Regions from separate parts of the Mus musculus genome. Here region 1 is linked to region 2. A link is a loop called in an ENCODE intact Hi-C map of the cell type or tissue named here. Cell type or tissue: heart. All regions are shown on one strand.

Evidence for each region. A loop is a pair of places that touch in the nucleus more often than their neighbours do. Peaks named below come from ENCODE experiments on the same cell type or tissue, not always from the same donor. Only the 100,000 strongest peaks of a DNase experiment are listed, where the experiment ranks them.
Region 1: it touches region 2 in a loop (2.2-fold over the local background); 1 of 42 quality-filtered maps calls a loop at or near these places.

The regions. Positions count from the first base shown.
Region 1 is chr17:7,745,706-7,753,705 of GRCm38, reverse strand. It overlaps Fndc1 (fibronectin type III domain containing 1), which reads left to right. Exons shown (of 21, transcript NM_001081416.2): 15 at 1-186; 16 at 3,254-3,362; 17 at 7,062-7,141. Among named protein-coding and RNA genes, the nearest start is that of Gm52281, 53 kb to the left of the region's middle. In heart, no CTCF peak of the experiment used is centred here; a DNase peak (open chromatin) is centred at 4,325.
Region 2 is chr17:7,817,935-7,825,934 of GRCm38, reverse strand. All of the region lies in intron 1 of Fndc1 (fibronectin type III domain containing 1), which reads left to right. Among named protein-coding and RNA genes, the nearest start is that of Fndc1, 5.4 kb to the left of the region's middle. In heart, a CTCF peak has its summit at 3,922; a DNase peak (open chromatin) is centred at 324; H3K27me3 peaks cover 2,981 bases.

The DNA.
Region 1 (8,000 bases), 72 kb after region 2:
CCCTGACTGATGCGCTGGACCATTTCCAAGTGGAAAGCCTGGATGAACTCATTCCAAACGACCTGACAAAGAGTGATCTGCCTCCTCAGCACGCTCCCCGGAACATTACTGTGGTCGCCATGGAAGGCTGCCACTCCTTTGTCATTGTGGACTGGAACAAAGCCATCCCTGGAGATGTGGTAACAGGTGTGTCCTAGGTAGATGCTCAGAGTTCCAACTGGTCTGTAAAAGAGAGGATAGATGATGGATGGGTGGATGAACAGATGGACAGGTAAGATGGGGAAGGCAGACATCTTTTTCAGCGGCTTGGGAATGTGGGTAACTGCAGTAGCATTGTGGGTAGTTAAGAGAACATTGGATGAAAGCCAGAGTCCTGAATTATAATCCTAGATTGACTTATGTGACCTTGAGTCATACATACATCATCTTGTTAGGATTTGTTTTCTCATATGAAAAATATAAGTACCACAAATGTCCAATATTTGTCTTTCTGCAAATAAACAGCCAGGCAACCACTTGTCAGAGGTCCTATAGGTGGGGATGGTAAAAAGGCTCTACTGAATCACTACTATGAATATCCTCCTTCCATGCCTGCTGGCCACTCCCATAGCAGCCTGTGTGTTTCCCAATTCCTTATATGGGCATTGGGTAGAATGGAGGATACCCTAAGGGTCTTAAGCCCCGCCTCTGGGCTTTGGCCTATGAGATGCTTGTTTCTGTTACTCTGCCTAGATGACACTTGAGAATGAGTCTATTGAGGTGAGTTCTTACAGAAAGAGAATCTGCAGGTCTTTTCATGAACAGCTCCTTTGTACATGGCTTCTCCCAGTCCTGTGAGCTGTGTGAATGTGTTCCTGGACGGTGGGGGTAGTTGGAGGTTAGAGATCAACATTACCCACTACAGGAGTCACTTGTGTAACTCTGACCTTCTAGTGCTTCTGCTGTAGGACCCCAACATTGTCTTTTAAGGAGAGAAAATATGTTCAGGAATGTTCTAGGGGCTTCTCTTAGCTTCTCATATGAAGCTTACATGGTGGGCCTAGACCCAGGGTAAGGAACTGGGAGATACAGTCCCCATGCATCCTGCCAGTGGTGGCTGAAGGGTTAAGGGGCACAGAGTCAGTGTGGGTGAGTGGGTCTGAGCCTTCGATGTAACTGACAGTTGCTTCTTTCATGGTGTGTGCTGAGTGAGGCCAATCTCTGCAAAGCATAGCACATTTCTAACAGAAAGCACAGAGATCAGTGGAGGAAGGAGGTCTATAACAAACCACTGAGAAGTTTCTTTTTGATTGAATGTGGCGTTATGAATGGCCTTCCCTACTTCCACCCCTTCTCTCTGTCTCTCTGTCTGTCTCTGTCTCTCTGTCTCTCTGTCTGTCTTTCTCTGCCTCTGTCTGTCTGTCTGTCTGTCTGTCTGTCTGTCTGTCTCTCTGTGTGTGTGTGTTTGTGTGTGTGTGGTGTTTGTGTACATGTGTATAGGTGCAGGGAGACCAGAGGAGGACAGCAAATGTCTGCTTTGCCGCCCTCCACCTTAGTCCCAGAGACTGGAACTGGACATGGAGCTAGGTTGGTGGCCAGAAATTCCATCAGTCTTCTTGTCTATGGCCCCACCTTGACCCAGCAATGGGGTTCTAGGAAGGCATGTTCTCACACTTGAGTCTTTGCCTGCTGAGCCATCACCCCAGCACCATAATTGGCAAGCTTTAAAGGCAAATAGGATCACAGGGAGTCTTTCAGTCACACCACATGCCTGGCAGTCACTGTCGTTATTCTTCATCTCATATAAAGGACAACTGTACATCTCTACCAAGAATCTTGGGTATTGTCTGTCTTTTAAATTCATATTTATGCATTCATTGTATAAAGTGATGGTTTTTAGAATCATACTTTCATTCCAGTGTATCATGTACTTTGGCCATATTCACCTCCTCCTTTCTTTCCTTTCATCTCCCCTTCTCCAAATGGTCTATCATCTATCTATCTATCTATCTATCTATCTATCTATCTATCTATCTATCAATCATCTTCTATCTGTCTGTCTACCTATCATCTACCTATTATCAATCTATCATCTATTATCAATCTATCATCTATTATCTATCTGTCAATTATCTATCATCTATTATCTATCAGCATCTATCTATGTATCTATCATCTACTATCTTTCTATCAATCATTTATCTACCTATCATCTATTATCTATCTATCTGTCAATTATCTATCATCTATTATCTATCAGCATCTATCTATGTATCTATCATCTACTATCTTTCTATCAATCATTTATCTACCTATCATCTATTATCTATCTATCATCTATTACCTATCAGCATCTATTTATCTGTCTATCATCTATCTATGATCTGTTATCTATCATCTGTCTGTCTATCATCTATCTATCTATCTATCTATCTATCTATCTATCTATCTATCATCTATCTATCATCTATCTATAGTCCACATATGATAGGGAAAACAACACTTATCTGAGTCCGGCTTAGTTAAATACTAAGTACAGGGCACTGCTTTTTTCTTTCACTTCTTTCTTCTATGTGCAGTCAAGACTAGATGTAATTAGCCCTATGAGGTGAGTGACAATAGGGAATGAAACTGGTAGAGTAGAAAGAGAAGTAGGAAACCAGCCAGACAGCAGAACGCACTTGAGTTTGCTGTCCCCACTGGAATTTGTCAGACATTACTGAAGTGAACTGCCCTGAATCACAGTGAAACTTGCTCTCCTTGAGGTTTTCATGGAGCCATACATCACACAGACGTACACATGCTTCGGCCCTTCCCTATCACACCTCTGTGTGATTTGGCTCCCTCTTAGTTAGCTTCAGCTGTCAACTGGACACTGCCCAGAATTATCTGAGGGAGCCAACTGGGACATTGCTTCTATCTGATTGGCCCATAGACATAACCGTCGGGCTTTCTTAATTACTAATGTGGGAGAGCCACCGTGGGTGGTACAAATCCTAGGTAGGCGGGTGTGGGCTGTATAAGAAAGGTAGCTGAGCAAGCCAGAGGAAGCAAGCCAGGAAGCACATTCTTCTACAGTTCTACTTCTAGTTCCTGCTTGAGTTTCTTTCCTGATTTCCCTTGATGATGTACTTTGACCTGGAAGTGTAAGATGAAATAAACCCTTTCCTCTCCCATGTTGCTTTTGTTCATGGTGTTTATTGAAGCAACAGAAAAAGCAAACTAGAGCAGGTTCCTTGGTGCTCACCAGGCTCCTCCCTTCTCCTGTTTCCAGGATACCTGGTCTACAGCGCCTCTTATGAGGACTTCATCCGGAATAAATGGTCAACTCAGACCTCGTCAGTGACCCATCTGCCCATTGAGAACTTGAAGCCAAACACAAGGTATGGCATGGTGGTTGCATACAGACAAAAGGCTGGACCTGTGAACTTCATCATAGTATCCTTTGGTTGGAAACAAGGATTAGTCAATCAGCACCATTTTCTTGAATTCCTGGTTTAGCTCATGGGATACCAATGAAGGCTCACCACGTGCCACGCCTATTGCTTAAGACTGTGTGTATTATGGTTGTTGCTTAACAATTGTGCCCATTTCTCGTTCTCTTAGGCATTACATTAAGGGCAGAAAGGCTGTTCTATGTGTTAGAAGAGAACTGATTCAGTTTCACTAATGTAACATTTAGGTAGTACAACCTTGCTATGTGACATCGGGACAGTATTTGCCAACCATGTTCACTGACACGGAAGCTTTGTGATGTAGATGTTCAGAACATTCTGGAAAGATGTGTTGCATGCATTAGTGAAGGCTACAAGACACAACAAGAGGAATGGCTGCTGATGAGAAGGCACTGTTTTGTCAGCCAAGGTTTATGGCACTCGCTTAGAAAGTGGCCAAACTTGTCCACATGAGAGTGTCTGTCTACTCTTCTGTTGTGCTGTCTGTTTTGGGAGGCTCAACTCTCAGAAAGTGACCTGGTCAATGAACATGTGTAAGGAGCTGGGCATGCCTTAGCCAGGCAGTGGTGTGCTGGTAAACTGACCATCTGGGCAGCTGGGTGTCGGCTGGGAAAACCCCTGGTTTATAGCATTTTCAATGCCTGTGGTTCAGGGACTCACATCATAGCCAATTTCACAATGGCAGTGGGTTCACAGGATCCTATCATCCTACATAGCTTCACAGATCCTGAATAGGTCGTGACTGGCAGGATGTCCACACCTAGCACCACACTGTTGTATAGAGCCAGTGGGTTTGCAGTGAAGAGCTCAAAGTGGCTTCCACAGGCAGTGGAGTACAGAAAAGTCTGGAATAAATCACTCAGTAAACAGATATCTGCTAGAGAGGACAGGATCTGGCCAGAACCAGGCTACCAGGAGACTTCCCCAAAGCTGGGAGCATTCCCTGTAACGTTCTAATGTGACATTTAGGCTCCTTGGAATCAAGCTTTCATAAGCTGTTATGAATCGCAGGACTTGGCAGATGGAAAGAAGCAATGAGTCAGGAATAGAGAAAGTGCTTCATTCCTTTCTCCTAGTGGTAAAAGTTGACCAGAGGAAATAAAAGCAACAGACTCAGATGGAACAGGGCCAGCCTTCTTTTTTACTATGTGTCATAATATCTTCTATAGCACATCCACCATACAGATTAGAAAGCTGGAAGATACCCTCCAGTGCATTCACCACATAACAACCAACAACAAGAGTTGAATCTTAGTCTCTTGACCTCTTCCTGCCCAATGTTCTTTCCACAGAGTTGGCTGCCATATTGGATTTCTGCCATTTTGACTGTCAGGTGATGGTGGTGTAAGGTAGAGGTGTACTTGTTCTAACCATGGTTCTGGGTCTAAACTTCATTCAAGCAGTTCTTTCTCTTTATTTTGAGCCAGGGTTTAGGGCACAGAGGTGAGCTAGATGCAGTGCAGCCCCCTTGAAGTGTACAACACTGTCCTCATGGGGCTTGTTGCATGGCAGGAGAGACAGATGTTAAAAAGGAAAAACAGATATGGACTCCCATAGCCAGTGTCATTAGGGAGTTTAGGGATAGTATGTAATGGAGGAATTCTTGATCTTCTGAGCCTAAGGCCAGTCAGTCAAGACTAGGAGAAAATTAGGTTGAAGGAATATGGCTCAGTAACCCAGAGAACAGGTAGGCAAGGTGAGATAATGCAAAATTGCTCCAGGAAGAGGGGGGAGGGGCAGGCTGTCTTTCAGGAAAGTTAAGAAAGCAATTCATTCAAGGGAAGAGCCAGAGTCTAAAACTTGGTGGTTTATGTCAGATCCTGTTTTTTGTTTTTAAACTAAAACAAGTGTATTCTACCTTAGTCACTAAACAAGGGTCCTGCCGTTGTCACTCCTTAGAGTCTGCATATTTTAAAATCCGACTTTACAGTAAAAAGCTGAGTCTTAAATGGATCACACTCCATCAGGGGTGTGAGGACTGTGCAGCAGGAGGGTTCCACGTGGCTTCTGGACATAGGTCTCACTCCTAATTTTTGAATGGCTTCTCTTTAAAGACAAAAAAAAAAGTGTTGGCAAAATTCAACTAGAGTTGTTGATTTGTGCAGCCCCCTCCCCCCACTGTTGGAACTGCCCACATGGGGTTTTGCCATAAACCACTCCACAGCCACTAAGAGTGTGAATAAGCAAGAAACATGTACTTCTGGGTCAACTGAGGTTTGGAAACACGTTCTTAATTGTGTGTATCTTTTTTTAAAAAAAGAATTGAAATGGGAAAAAATCAATAGTCATAATATTTGGATGATTTAAGATTTTATCGAGTGGTTTGCCTCTTAACGGTGACTGAAAGCACAGGAGAATGTCTGCGTGCTATGAGACCAGAGGTGGCGATGTCATCACCTATGGCTTGTGGTTACCTCTGAATGTAAACAGGCCCTCCTTAAAACTCCTTTGTTGTTTAGTCAGTACTTGCATCTGTACCTAGCTTAACCAGATAAAGGATTTTGAAATAGTTAAGTGAGACATTTCTTCTAGTCAAGAGCTAGAGGAAAACACTATTTCCTAGGTTCAAAGAGTCACCATTCATGAGTCCTAGAAGAACCTTGTGGAACCTTGGGATGAGGAGGTCACAAGAGTTAACAGCAGTGGTGCCAAGTACTGGCCCTGAGTTCTTCTTTGAGCATCAATATTAGCAAAGTAAAAAATACTTGTAGACTCCAATTTTTTCTCAGTGAACGAGTTGACTAAAACGTCATGCTTTCCAGAACACTCTGTGTTCCTAGACAAAGTTTGGCCCTGCAGCAAAGCCTCTGTCCTCAGGTTGTCCCCCACTTCCTCCCTCAGGTTGTCCCCCCCACTTCCTACCTCAGGCTGCCCCCCCCCCACTTCCTCCCTCAGGTTGTTCCCCACTTCCTCTTCCTGGACTTGCTTCTCTTTCCTGGAGAGGTCAAAGCTCTGGACATGACTGTCATGTGAGTTGTACTGAAGAGGCCACTCTCTAACCACCCTCTCCTGCCAGTCACAAGCCATATTTGTGTTGAATCTACCACAGAGGTGGAGATGTTGATTAAGTTAATGTTTGAGTTCTACTCTGTGTTTTCTAGCCCCAGCTCCTCTCTCTTGGAGCCTCCGAGTCTTAAGCAGGTTTTTGAAGGATGGACTGGGAGAGTCACCCAGTGTTTGCCTGGATGCTCCAGGAAAAGCACTCTGAGCAACCATCAGCCTAGCAACCATCAGCCTAGCAACCATCAGCCTAGCAACCATCAGCCTAGTGTTCTGTTCCAGTCCATCAGCCATGTGCCTGTGCTGTATTAATTATACCATTCAAGAAATTATCAAAAATGAGAACGTTCAGGAAAAAAACATGAGGATAAACATCTCTCCCTGTGTCTCACTCTGCCTCTCGATCTCTCTACTATCTCTATCTATCTATCTATCTATCTATCTATCTATCTATCTATCTATCTACCTAGCTACCATCTATCTATCTCTGTCCATGCGTGTCGGTGTGTCTAAAGACAGATAAACACGACTCCAAACCTACTACAGAAGCATGCTTGTAAGAATCTGTCTCCGTACCCAGAGGTCAAGTCAACTTCTCTTTTAAAAGATGTTTTCTTTTTATTTCAGGTATTACTTCAAAGTTCAAGCCAAAAACCCTCATGGCTATGGGCCTGTCAGTCCTTCAGTCTCATTTGTTACAGAATCAGGTACGGGAACGGTCATCTTTGTACTGCTTGCTTTGGAAAATGAGAGAAATTATCAGAACAATAGCTATTGGCAGAGTAGAAACTGAGGCAATAAAATGCCTTCTTTTCTGTTGGATGAGTTCAGGTTTCCTTTTATAAAACAAACACCCCCTCCTATTATGTTAGGAGAGAACTGAGGTCAAATTCTTTTCTTTTTTTTTCATTAATTTATTTATTCACTTTACATTCTCTTATCAGACCCCCTTTCCCATCACCCCTCTCACAACTCTTCCCCTTATTCCTCCTGTCCCTTCTCCTCTGAGAAGGGGGATTCCCCTTTGAGTATCACCTGATCCTGGCACATCAAGTCACGTCAGGACTAGGTGCATCTTGTCCCACTGAAGCCAGACAAAGCAGCCCAGTTAGGAGAACAGGATCCACAGGTGAGCAGCAGATTTAGGGATAGTCCCCAGCTCCAGTTGTTGGGGGACCTGCATGAAAACCAAGCTGCACATCTGCTACATATAGGCAGGGGGCTTAGGTCCAGCCCATGCTTGCTCTTTGGTTGGTGGTTCAGTCTCTGGAAGCCCCCAAGGGGCTTGAGAGTCAGTCCAAGTTAGTTGGCCCTGTTGGTCTTCCCATGGAGTCCCTATCTGAGGTCAAATCCTAATGAAAGGAAAACAAATTTAGTTTTCAATCCAAAGATAGGTTTGGCTCATTTGCATAAAGTGGTTTCAGAGCTTTCTTTGTTGCTGGATTTTTTACTGTTTATTTGTTTTTAGTTTTAATGAGATAGAATAGCCCAGGCTGACCTGGAAATGGTCATCTAGCCCAGGCTGGCATCAGGCTACTGAGTTCTGGGATTATAGGCATGTGCAAG
Region 2 (8,000 bases):
ACAATGTCTGACAGAATAAATCTCTTCTAGCCTCCCAGCTTCCCCACCTACAATCCAAAGGCTTCGTTCTTTCTAAGCTCAAGTGTTCCACTCTTTCCAGTGAAAGGGTTCTTGTTACAGAAAGCGATCTGAGAGTGGGGGCCTTGGAAAGTGAGCTTTGTGGTGGTTCCAGCCTCCTTTCTTCCCGTGTCCATGGTCACCTTAGGATGGGTTCTGCTTGTGAACGTGGGAAGGCAGGGCTTGTCGTGCTCCTCATGGGCTCGACAGCATTGTCAGCTGCACTTTCTTTGGCTCTCTGCTCTGCAAATCACTGCACTGTGGAATGTTGGAACTGGGCGGCTTGTTGGCACTTCTCTCTACTGTGTTGACGTGGGATCTGCAGTGAAATGATGACCAGACTGGAAACGGACAGAGGAGACAAGCGCATTTCCAAGTGCCTATTTACTGTACTTAAGTTCAATTAGGGAAGGGAAGAAGTGGACATAGCAGCCTGCAGAAGGCTCCTGTGTCAGGGAAGAAATCACGAAGCAGCATGTAATTTATTCCATGGGCTCCTTGAGGAGCCTTCCTGTCTGTCTGTCTTGCCATTCCCAGTTGCAGCAGCTGCTTGGATTTGCGTCTAGTGGGGCAAAGCCACGGGCAGACGTAACTCATGCTTCCTGCAAGTGGCTACTGTCAGCCCCATTCCTCCTCTTTTGGGTCCAGCATTTCTGGTAAGGCAAATTACCCAGAGCTACGCTGACAGTTAGCACACTGTTGCAGCGCTAGAGGTGTTATTCTTCTTCCAGCACACCTGGAAGATCCCTGCAACTCAGGACAGATTAAAACAGAGCAAAGTAAGCAGGTGATGCCCCTCCCCCACCGCACCCATTCCTGCCATAGGCTACTAGGCAAACATTAAAGAACAGGGGTGCTCCCAGTCTGAAGGCCTGAAACCATCTATGCGTTTACAGTAGACACTCAGGGAGGGCTAGGGATCATCTCTATTTTCTTCTTTAAAGCTAAAGAGCTTTTTAATGAATCTGCAAGGCCAAAGTCATTCTCAAAGTGATATGAGTTCAGTCCCAGCCTCTTTCCTGGGTTGATGTTCACATGAGTGAACAAAAGCTTACTGGGTAATAAATGGTATCTGACAGGGTCCACCGCTTGGAGCCTGAAAATACTAAGAGTTTAACCCCAGGGATAAGCACCTGCGGGACTCCCAGTCAGCACTCGAATGACTTGCTTTATAAGAAGAATGCGGTATTTACTCTAAAAAAAAAAAATCTACAGACAAACTATAGTTGCCTACTTGGATAACTCTCACAATTTTTTTCCCTCCAGAAATGAGCAAACTGAGCCTGATATCTCTCGTTAAGTAACTGCACAAATTTCTTGTCAGTGATGCAACTTGAATTTCTTTCTTTAAAAAAAAAAAAAAATCAAAGAGGCCGGGAGGTGGTGGCGCACACCTTTAGTCCCAGCACTCGGGAGGCAGAGGCAGGAGGATTTCTGAGTTCAAAGCCAGCCTGGTCTACAAAGTGAGTTCCAGGACAGCCTGGGCTATACAGAGAAACCTTGTCTCAAAAAACAAAAAACAAAGCAAAACAAAACAAAAAAAAAAAAAAAAAAACAAAAACAAACAAAATCTAGTGAGGAATTTCAATTTTTAAAAAAAGACTTTATTTATTTATTTTATGTTTATGGGTACACTGTAGCTGTACTGATGGTTGTGAGCCATCGGTGGTTTCTGGGAATGAAGGTTGCTCACTCCAGTCAGTCTGGCTCATTCCAGTCGACCCTGCTCTCTCTGGCCTAAAGATTTCATTTATTATTATATGTAACTACACTGTAGCTGTCTTCAGACAGCACCAGAAGAGGGCATCAGATCTCATTACAGATGGTTGTGAGCCACCATGTGGTTGCTGGGATTTGAACTCAGGACCTTTGGAGGAGCAGTCAGTGCTCTTAACCCCTGAGCCATCTCTCCAGCCTGCAACTTGAGTTTCATAAGTTAAAACTTGAATGCAGCTAAGCTGTCTCTCCCCTGGTAGGCTTGAAATACTTCTCTGTATTAGAAACCTTTTTTATGGCCATGGTGATAGGAATGAACGTGGTTTTGATAGCAATATGAATGAAGATGTGCCTTTAAAATGTCACACGATGAGACATGGTGAATTCAAATAGCGACTACACAAAGTATTACACAGGGATCCGACATGGTGGCATGCATCTGCAATACATCTGCAATGGCTCCTGGAGCAAGATGGGAGGTGGAGATGGGAGAATCACTGCAAATTACGCACAGTTGTGAATCAGGTGCGTGGGGATGCACAGTACAGCAACAGAAGCAAGAGAGACTCCGCCCCAATAAGGTAGAACATGAGAACGGACTTCCAAAGACCATCTCTGGCCTCCGTGTGCAAGTGTGCATTCATATGTGCACATGCAGGGCACATGTGAGAGTACACAGCATCCATGCATATACACACACGCATACATATGTGGGCGCACATACGCATGCATACACACAACCAAACTTTTCACAGGGCCTTATACATGCTAGACACACTGCTCCTGAGCTCCACCCCCCATTATAAACAAATTAATTTTAAATTACCATAATTCCTACTATAGTAGGGAAAGATAGATGACAGACATCCCGTTCAAGTATAACTTTTATGGGAACCTTGCAAGTTTAAAGGTAGAAAGGAATCCAGAGGCCACAGAGTGTTATAGCTCCTGGCATACACAGCTGAATGGAAGTTAGAAGTGCAGATGCCAGGGTCAGAGTCTTAACACCATCACGGCCTCTCTGCTGGCCTTCAGCAGTCCATCTGAGTTTGTGGGTAGATGTGGTCAGTGAGACCCTTTCATCTTTAGAAGCCCTGGGAAACTTTCCTATGACCCAGGCGGCCCCAGCTCTCTGGTGTGTCTCTCTTCATTTCTGTCTTTGCAAGCAGGTTGGACCCCTTTGGCTTCAGTTTGTGTTTCGGAGCCTAGCAGGCAGATGACCCATATCACTCATTTGTATGAGCATAGAAAACATTATTGTAAAATTAGGGGGTGTAGTGGGATTGCAGGATGGCAATTCATGTCCCTAAAATGCCATCACTAGAAGCCACTCCATGTCCCCAACCCACCCTCTCGACATGTAAGTCACAGTGGCCTACTATCCCTTGTCTATGGGACGGACATGGATGTGGGCTGCATCCTTTCCCTCTGTTTGCTGTGAGGAATGACCACACACCTTTGGCTTAAAGCAGCAGGAATGATGCTATTGGTAAGATGGTATTGGAGGTCAGGATTCCAGATTGGGTCTCCTGGGGCTAAAATCCAGGGCTGTGTCCCTCGGGCGACTTTGGACACTATCAGGTTTCTTTTACTTCCAGCTCCAGAGTTCTCACCTTTCTTGGCTCTGGGGACTTAGGAGGAGATCTTTGGGTACCACGACTACTCTGCCAACCTCAAGGGGTGTGAATAAGAAACCTGGGCACAAACATTTCCAGAGTTGCTCCCGGAGGTTGATTGGGGAAAGGACCTCTGTTTACTTATGGAATTTCTCCGTTGTAACTAAACTTCAGCCGTCAGGAGCTTTTGTTTTAATTAGAAAACACGGGGGTAGGTGTTTAAAACTATAAAGATGAAAGCGAGAAGGGAACAGGCCTGCCTGCTGTGTAGTTAGTTATTTGTGAACGCACAGAATCCATCTGTTAAAATACAGAGCAAACTGGAAACTTGGGGAGAGCAGGGAATTGGGGGAAAGGGGACAACTGTGGTTTTTGTTGCCCTCACATCTTCCCCAGCCTTAATAAATGAGCATTTGCGTATTTGGAACCATTGGGTAATCGCACAAACCAGAATACCTTTTCTTCCTTTCCCTTTAAATCTTGGAATCTTCCTTTCTGGATCTAGCTCTCGGCAGCACTTGCGTTCTGTGGTCCATAGAGGGCGCCCCTGGCCTTTCGGAGGCGGGCCGTCATCCTTGGGCTTCTTTAAAATTTAAAATTTTCTTTAGCTTGCCATTCGTTGGATCTGCCTGCACACCGGGAAGGACATGGTCGACATTACCGCACATTAACAATTAAGTGTTAATAAATACGGGGTTTGCAACTTAAGTCTAGCTGGGGTTTGCAACTTTTTAGCTGTTGGGGCACCTTTGTAGGCCGGGCCAAAGTTGAAACAGTTGGACCATGGGGGAGAATTAAGAAAACATGGAGTGGGGGTCATAGTCTTGGTAACGCCCCTCTCTCCCAGCTCCCTCTCCCAGCCTCAAGCTTTACTTTCGTGACTAGGGTAATATTGCAAATTATTTTAATTATAATAGTCAGAGTCTATCGTAACTTACTGTTAAGTGTAGCAACTTAATTGCAGAGCTGTAAATGTTGATTAAAAACAGACAGCAGTGTAGTTTTCTGCGGTGGCATTAACATACTCAACAAAACACAAGCTGCGGATGTGAATCTCACCCTTGCCCTGTAGGTAGACTTTTAAAAAATGTTCTCTTCCTAACTGGCTCTTCCTGTTCTCATGCTTGGTTTCCATAGTCACCATGTGAACTTGGTGATACCCTCCTGTTCTTCCTGGGGGAACCAGGCGTAAAGCTGTTAAACTGTTCTCCCACTGATGTAGTCTAGTATATACTTGTCCTAGGATTTGGACTCAAATCTTCGAAATCCTACAATCCTCCCCTGCAGGCTACCTGGGGTTACATGTCTGGGAATTAACTGTGCTAACCAGATTTTCTTCCCTAGGCTATGTGTAAATGTCAGTACCAACATTTCTGCCCTGCTCTGAGGGTTGGTTCGTTTTAACTGTCAACTACACACAGCATAGCATCACCCGGAAAGAGTCTTATTTGGGATTATTTAGATTGGATTGGCCTGTGGGCAGGTCTGTTGGAGATCGCCCGTGTTAACTGATGTAGGAAGACCCGGCCCACTGTGAGCGGAAGTAGGCATTACAAGACAGGACAAAGCTCTGCTGCTGGGAGCAAGCCAACAAGCAAGCGCTCATGCATTCGTTTCTTCCTACTCTTGCCTGTGGATGTGATGTCTCCTCTAAATTCCTGTTGCCTCAACTTCTCTACATGACAGTCTGTAAACCGGAACTGTAAGCTGACGAAATGAATGGAGAGCAGCACCTTTTCTGGGTCTCTCCTGTGGTTAGCTGCCAAGGAATGGTTCCACCACACCGTGGGACGCTCAACTTCAGGGAAACAGGGCTTCCCATAAGCTGAAGTTGGTGTGAACCTAGTCCCTATTACAAAACGGCCCAGAGGATGTTAGGGTAAAGTGGCGACGTCGGGGCGCTTTGGCCAAGGTGTGTGCCACTTAGAAATTATGTCGCACATCGGTCTAGGGCAAGATGTTTATTGAGAGAGGAGGAAATCGAAAGGCCATCTCTGAGTGGGGACATGAGAAATAGACAGACAGGCAGACAAACAGAAGCAAAAGAATGAACGAGAGAGACAGAGAGAGAGAGAGCCCGATCTTGAGTGACCAGAACTTTTTATGAACTGCCCCTGGTGTATCTGGCCATCTAGGAGATGACCTAAGATGCTGCTGCTAGGTCCCCGAGGGCAGGCCAATGGGAATGCCTGATTTCCAACAAGGGGCGTGGTTATAACAAGGTCCTGCCTGTAATTGGTCTTGTTAAACTTGTCCCATCCCCATTGGAGACCTGTGCTTGTGTGTCTAATCCCATCCTTAACCGGTTCATGGTTTACCTCCACAGGCTCATAGCCAGCACACACATGCTCCCGACCTGTAAAAACTTTGAAAGTGTGTTCTTGATTTCAGCCAGGTCTGGGTTTGATCACTGTCCCTTTATCCGGCTGTGTAAGAGTTCTCTAAGCTCTCTCATGGTCAGTTCGAGGAATACCAGGGTGGAAAACACATTTAAATTTATAACCTAATCTACCCTTCTAACTGCAGGCCTGGCTACCTCTCCCTAGTGTACCCCAGATACTTGCTGTTTCTCCTGGCCATGGGTTCATGTTCGATCTGCTATCATGGTGGCTCCTCCCACCTCTCCCCACCCCCTCTGCAACCCCCAACCCGGTAACTCAAAACCCACCTACCTCTAATCCCTCCAGTAATTGGCTGTACCATTTTCATTTAACCAATAGTTTTAAATTAAGGAACAAGGTTTACACAACGGAAGCTAGCAAATGTGAGAATTCACTTGTAGGCAACTAGACCTTTGGGTCTAATTTAGCATTGCAATACACAGCAACGGACCAAACCTCAACAGAAAACACATGAGTGAAAACGGCTCCTACAGGTGGAAGTCTCTCTAGTCACCTTTGTATCCCTTGTGCCTTACGTACACTCCGAGACCTACTAAGTGTTCCAAAAACGTTTGTGGGATGAATAAATGTGGTTGATGCAAGTTATCTGTTTAACCAATGAGCATCACACACACACACACACACCTCTTTTTGTTCAATATATTATTTGTATTCCTCTTTTATTGATAGATTATTTGTCTATTCCCATTAACAATCACTAAGTGATTAAAAAAATTTGAAACTATTCAATTGATATTTGGACTGTCACTGGGTCTTTTTTGGTGTGGTCACATCTGTTTCACTTGCCCTTTTTTTTTTTTTTTTTTGGTAAACCTACCTTCCCACAGTTCTGGTTGACTCTTGTGTGTGTGTCCCAGGATGGCCTTAAACTCACTCTCTTGCCAAAGATGGTTTTGAGTTTCTGATCCTTCTGATCCACGTGCTGGGATTGCAAGCATGTACCACCATTTTTGGGTTATGTGGTGTTGGGCACTGAACTCAGGGGCTTGTGAACCCTTGGCCAGCATTCACCAACTGAGCCCTGTCCCAGACCCTGCCTGGCACATTTTCTAAGGGAATTTTCCAGGGAGTTTTCAGGGCTATATATGAGTGGTGACTGAGGACACAGGATTGTCCAAGTGTTTAACATAGTTAGACAATGACTTTCACATTTTGGGGAAAAAAATTAATTTTTAGAGAGACTGGTGTGTGTGTGTGTGTTGCCTGGTATGTCAAACAGTTTATAGTGGGCTGAATCTGAATTGAACCAGTGAACAATGGCAGTTCTTTTGGGAATCATTTCTTGTTTGAAAACTGAATTTGAAGAATGTGCAAAAGATTCCCTAAAAACCTAGGAGGTAATGATTTCCCATGAGTCTGTGGTGTTATCACCGGCAGGCATGGCATGCCGTTCCCTCCACAGCTCTCAAACTTTGCTCTTTCCAGTGGCATATGGTCTTACATTTCTTACAAGGAAAACATCCAACAAATCCCTCTGATTTATCTTTCTAATCCATTCCGGAAAGCCAGTGGGTGGAGGAGATCTTATTTCCCCTGAAACAGTAGCTTTTGTTTCTGTTAATTTCTAAACAGAAAGCCCAAGAACTTTAAAAACGTTATGTCCTAATGATCACACTTTGCGGGAGGTGCTGCTTACGTTCACTTTCATTTCCGGTTTTGTTGTTCTGGGGACAGATGTACTTGCTCAAGTCAATGGCATGCCTACAAAGGACTGACATCGTCAAAGTGGCATTTCCAGAATGGACCCCTAATGTCACCCGGAGCTAAAGTGAGCACAGTTCCTGCTTAAAGTCAAAAGTGACATCATAAATCCACGAGCAACAGTGTGGCTAGCCCCAAATCCTTTATGATATCAGTGGATAAACAGATGAGGGAATTGTTTATCTCTTCCTTGTAAACTTGGGAGCAGAGAGACCTAGACTGGGGTTTAGTGAGGCCAACAGGGCCCCAGATCATCCCATGTTTCCACTCTGCCATTACTGCCCATGTCATCTCACCTCCCATTGCTAGACCGTTGCTGCCTATCTAGGGATTATGTATGACATCACAGGAGGCAAGAAAAGAGGAAACTAAAAGAGGTCAGGAGCACACGATGGCTGACAGCACCTTTCCTCACCTGTGTCATGGAACAGGCTACCTTGTAAATGTATCCTAGCTACAAGGGAAGCTGAGAGTCAGGGCGTTCCTGTTTGGAATTCTAGCTTTATGG